Linked DNA regions of Homo sapiens: region 1 is linked to region 2. The links are chromatin contacts, found by Hi-C or POLR2A ChIA-PET in ENCODE. All regions are on one chromosome and are shown on one strand. Each heading gives the region's core, a stretch centred on a gene start or an enhancer-like site at or near the end of the contact. The rest is flanking DNA. Distances are from core to core; before and after follow the strand shown.

Evidence for each region. Hi-C counts contacts between places; a loop is a spot of excess contacts on that map. ChIA-PET counts read pairs that join two places held with the same protein, here RNA polymerase II (POLR2A). Pooled maps may share reads with other maps.
Region 1: a map with no recorded cell type shows a loop between it and region 2 (4-fold over the local background). The contact joins the promoter of TIGIT here to the promoter of ZBTB20-AS5 in region 2. A Hi-C loop is called at or near these places in 2 of 168 maps with a recorded cell type or tissue (mammary epithelial cell and vagina), 21 of 37 single-sample maps with no recorded cell type and 5 of 50 pooled maps. POLR2A ChIA-PET finds 5 or more read pairs at or near these places in 4 of 52 experiments (B cell, BJ, WTC11 and 1 more).

Annotation. Positions count from the first base shown.
Region 1 is chr3:114,292,722-114,295,421 of GRCh38, reverse strand. It overlaps TIGIT (T cell immunoreceptor with Ig and ITIM domains), which reads right to left and starts at 1,394. Exons shown (of 4, transcript NM_173799.4): 1 at 1,300-1,394. The coding sequence starts at 1,360.
Region 2 is chr3:114,452,185-114,454,969 of GRCh38, reverse strand. It overlaps ZBTB20-AS5 (ZBTB20 antisense RNA 5), which reads right to left and starts at 1,377. Exons shown (of 3, transcript NR_121661.1): 1 at 1,330-1,377. All of the region lies in intron 7 of ZBTB20 (zinc finger and BTB domain containing 20), which reads left to right.

The DNA of each region.
Region 1 (2,700 bases), core at 145-2,644, 160 kb after region 2:
TCCTGTTGCTCCTCCATAGAGGCTGTAATTATTTCCTGTTTCTTCCATTTCAAGAGACGCTCCTCTCCATGCCTGTTATTCAAGGCTCCCAGTCCCCCATTCAGGTTGTCTTTCCAGTCTTCTCACCCTTCTCCACACATCTCTACTCCAGCCCAGCCCAGCCCATCTCCTCCCCACCCACTGCCCTATGCTTCCAGAGCTGACTTCTGCCCCTCTTTACACCTCGCCCACAGGGAGGCTTGTCAAGGCTGCACTCCCTCCCCGCCTCCTAGAAGACCTCAGCCCATCTCAACCTCCCTTTTCCTTTCACATTCACTGCCTGTATTGTATAATTAGCACCTTACTAAATGCCTGGCTTATGACTACACAACTTAGCACGTTGCCCCCTCGCATATTCTGCTATGTAGCTTCATGGCCAGCTTGTTATTTTCGTAGGCCTATTTTGTCTACCCACTTAGAATATAAGCCCTTGTCAGCTGATACCACCTCTTCTGTTTTTATTTTGTTTTGTTTTTATGTTTCTTCCTGCGGCCTAGTTCTATGCTGGATGCATTATCCTTTGAAATAAAACCTTGCTGTTTGGTTGATTGTCATTTGCAGTGCCTGAAAAAACCTTCAGGAAAGCCAAGAAATCCAATAGCAAAGGAAGCTTAGCAGGAAACCCTGCTTCTCCCAGGCATAACCACCCTCTCAGCACTTAACCTCTCCCCAGCAACCCTGGGCACATCTCCATCCTCAGATAGTTCAGAAGGCAACATAAAAACTAATTTATACCACAGTTTTTAAATATTTGTGTTCCCCTCCCTCAGAAATATTTGACTCTGATTTTTAATATAGAAGAAATAAATTTAACAAAAAATCAGTCTCTAGTGGTAGAACCTCTGGAATCTGTGAAAAAGACATTTTCAATTCACAGAGAACTTATAATGTTTTCCTGGAAAGTTCCTGAAAGGCAACAGAAAAGAAGCTGGAGCAGGAATGAGCTTCTAAAAGCAAACTGGCAATGCCTCCTGCCCAGCCCTTCTTCTTCTCCTGCTCCTTCTTGTGCTGGCCAGTCAGGCTCCTCCAACCCCGGAAGTCTGCAAAGTCCTTCATCTGCCACCAAAAACAGAACCCCACCTCATTCTCAGAGATTGTCCTTTCTTAAATAAGAGTACACAGGACTCTAAAAGTTGCAATTTCTTTCTCTCAAGCAGCTGTGGCATGCTCTTGGAGTCTTCCCTACACAAGCACCCAAGTCTCCAACCAAGCTTAGCCTTGTTTTTCCTCCCTGCTGCTCTGCTGGGTTTCAGGCCTTACCTGAGGCGAGGGGAGCCTGCCTCAGCCCCTGGGCCCAGATCAGGAGGAGACACCAGCGCATGCTTCTGCCCAGAGGGCCTACAGGAAGCAGATGTGGCCTCTTCTGCCACTGAAAGTAGCCGACTGCAGATAGGACGGTAAAACTGAGCCTCTGAGAAAAGACGGTCTCGGAAAAACCAAGTTTGGCAAAAACCATATTAAAAACACATAAAGTTGTCAACAAATACACAAACTGCATAGGGTGAGCCACAAGAAAGGCCATGAAGGAAACATTTAAAAATAAATGAAAATTGTGGTTAGAGGTACACTCGTCTTTGGATTATAGTCAATCTATTGTTTTTAAGTTCTGTCTTAATGTTTTTTCTAAAAATCAGCCTTTATTCAAAGAGCTCAAGGGCATCTGTGTAGTGCCCAAGATTCTGAAGAATCTGCTACTGATGAGGAACTGTTGGCTGAGCTCCTCTGGCATCCTCCTGATGAAGAATGTGCAATGATAAGAGAAGCTTATCATTGTAGGGACTTACAGGCCAGGGACTGCACTTGAAATCTAATGAACAGGTGAACAAGAAGTGTTTACTTGGGGGATGATACATGGATGGGACAAAGGTCTTGGACAAACACAGCAACTTTCCCTTGAAGGAGATCTTCTACTCGAATCTTATTTCTTTTGTCTTGTTTATCTGGACTGAGACTTTATTGAATTCTGGCTTGATTTCTCTGGTGCAGTAGGATCAGAGGAGATTAGAGGAGAGAGCTTTCCTGTGCACAATGACCTCATGAGAGCTGGAAATGCAAAGAAGGGTGAGCCCCTGGGAGCTGACCCAGGAGAGGGATTGGTTGACATTTGCCTGGAGCTCCCAGCCCATCACCAGGTCCTACTATGGACCCATCCTTCTTTCCTCCCTCCCTCCCTTCATTCATTTGAAAGTCCCTGGGTGCCTACAAAGCACCAACCTCAACACCAGGCTCTGAGGATATGAGAGTAAATAATCACAGCCCCTACCCTCAAATAGTTTACAAAGCTTGTTCCTTGGTGAACTCAGTCAGGAGAGGGGGTAGAAGATCCACATTCACCTGCCTCGCAGGCTCTCAACACAGTTGCCTTGGGGATGCTCCATGTTGTACATCCTGAAAATCTGCATCTGCACCCAGAAGCATCTGAAGCCTGGTGCCCCACCCCCTCCATTCCAGCCATGCACCTCTAGCATTTCACACCATCCAGGCTCCTACCCTCCTTCTCCCTTGCAAGGTCTTCTATCTCAGGCCAGTTTTCTCCCCTCTCTGGGTTCTGCCTATCCCCAACTCTATGACTTGTATACCCCTTATACCCCACCTCCAGACCCTTAGACAATATACGCCTTACCAGCTTCTCTCTGCCTACCCAAAGCAACCTGTCCTTCA
Region 2 (2,785 bases), core at 128-2,627:
CTGTCTCTTGCTCTACTGTTTTTTTTTCCTCTCTCTCTCTCCTAAACGTGGTCTGCTTGCTGATGGCAGAATGGCACTCGGAGATTTGTGCATTGTGTCTGGTTTCCTACGGGCAGGCTGACCCAGTGCCTCCAGGGACTTATCAATAGACCACTCAGAAGAGACACAGACAGGAGAGAGGAGGAGGGGTGGGGGGAGAGAGAGAGAATCAATATCAAGAATAGAAGGAGCTCCGAAGCCATTTTTTTTTTAAAGAAGTATCGGGACTTGGGAGAGGGTGACAAAGAAGGTTTTTCAAAGAGGCAGTGGAGGAGGTTCTAATAAATTTGGAAGGAAACAGTTCCCTGTCTTGGGAAAAGGAGAACTCCTGACTGATTAGCATTCACACCAGGTATGAGATGTTCGCTACCCCTTATCACTGTGTCGCAACCGAGATGGAAAAGCCTTTTTTTTTTTTTAGGAGACCGAGGGAGCATGTATTTTGCTGTGTTTGTTGTTGGGGGGTAAGAGGGGCGGCGTGAGAAGCTGTGGGCATTTGTGTATGAGAGCAGAAAGAATGGAAGCAGTACAACGGGGGGTGGGAAAGAGTATGGAGTATGTTACTGTCTTCCCTGTCTTTGTGCACCCCTGGGGGGTTACCCAAGTTCATTTCTAGCAGGTGGATTTAGACGGGAGTTACTTAACGCTTGACCGCCAGTTTTGAAAAAAAAGAAAGAAAAAAACGCTGCTTCCTATGTCTATTAAAGGAAGCTCCAATTTCTCTCTCTCTCTCTCTCTCTCTCTCTCTCTCTCTCCCTTCTCTTTTCCTCTCTCTTCCTCTCTCTCTTCCTCTCTCTCTGCCCCCCATCCCTCTTCCCCTCTCTCCCTCTCCCTCTCTCTTCTTTTTTTCCTCTTCTAACCAGACAGCGGGAGGGTTTCTGGCTCCCAGCCAGCCCAAAAGCCTCTAAGTGTTTTGCACTTGTTTCAGGGAGTAGCTGCCCGGGGATTTTTCAGCATTTTCACTAGAGAACAAAGAGTTCTTTACAAAGGGAAGGGTGGGGGGGGGGGGAGTGAGCTTAATGTCTGATATATGTTTTTCTATTTTTATTAGTTTTTCGCCTAAAAAGAAAGAGACAGGAACAGAACATTCACTCTATAAAGACACAAAGACATTCAAAAGAAATCCAGTTATCTTTTCTCCCCATCATCCCAATATATACATATATGTACATGAAAAAATTAAAAAGAAAAAGACTAGTTAAGTTGCATATGTTGCTCTTTTCTCCTCTTTTAATCTTTCCAAATCCAACTGTTCTTATGCTCACTTTATGCTATTTTTTTTCTACTCACAATAAAAGTTGTTCAGGATGCATCTTCTCTTATCATGTCTTTACCCTTTCTGGGTCGCCAAAATCTTGTGGAAGAAAGAACAAAAGTCCATCAAATAATCAATTTGGTGACTAGAACATCTTCTACTTTTGCCACTTGGGTAAAAAGTTAATTATGGAATTTGGGTTCCCAAAATACCAATGGGGTACATCAGTTCATTCGATCTCACAAGTTTTTGCATCCATCTGTTTAAAAGGTACCACTTGTGTCACTTGTCAGTTATTAAGAAAAGGTAGTAAGGGAGCAGATATTTGTATTTTATTTTTGTTTCTAATTATGTAAATGACAAAACCCCCAGAGAGATTTCTTGCCCCTTCTATGATACACTAGTTCATGCAAAATATAGTCTAGATGGAGATTTTGTCAACGATTCTGATTGCCACGTAGCTTTGTGTTCTCCATTTCAATTTTTGCCTATGCATGTATATTTTTACCATGAATTTGTGTTGTAGCAAACATTTCAGAATGCTTATCATTTTCAAATTAATGCTCCAACAAAAGCAAAAAGAAATCAGATGTGAGCTGTATGTGTAAAATGTAGTAAACAATTTTATCTTTTATATATGCTGTACATTTATATCTTTATGCTAATATCCTGGATTTGTAAACCCAAGATAATGTTTTCTTTCTTAAAGTTCTCCTCTTAATGCATTTATATGTTGATTGTCACTTAGAAATCTTTTTAAGGTACATTATAGACACGAAACTAAACAAGGGGAACAATTCTCAAGCTCTACAAAAATCCTTAAATATATATTATGTACCATTCCTAACTACAGATAACTGTTTTGCTAAGTAGAAAACAGCTACAACAGTTGTTTCAAGAATCAGAAACTCTTTTCTTTTTTTTTCTATTAACTGAAAATAAAATCTATTCATATCCCTGGGGAGGGAAAATGTAGGGGAAAATATAGATATATACATTTTCCATAATTATAGAATGCATTTATGTAACTGCTTCTTAAGGGTGTAATACATATCAGGGCAGAGTGTGATGCTCATCAAAAAACCCTCCTGGCTGGGAGGTGTGAGTGCCTTATGTTTGAAGTAACTTGATAACAAGGAGTCTTTTCGGGAAACCTTACTATGTATGTGTTGCCTCAGTAATGATCCTCAGATAAAAAACAAGTACTAGGTGGCCAGTGTTAGCACTTGAACTCACTGAAAGATATTAGAAGTAGGGGAACTTTTGGCAAATCCAGAATTTTCCAGGGTAACTCACTTCTTACACTTACATGTTTTCTTTAGGAATATTCTTGAATTGCTTTCAGACTTTTCTGTATTTTTGTAGAATTTTTTAATGCTTTTAATAGTGCTTAAGGAGAAAAATACTTTTAAAAAGAATGTCATCCAAATAAGAGAAACTCAGTCTTTAAAAAGTTTTATATTGAAGACAAGAGTTGTTTTGGTTTTGCTT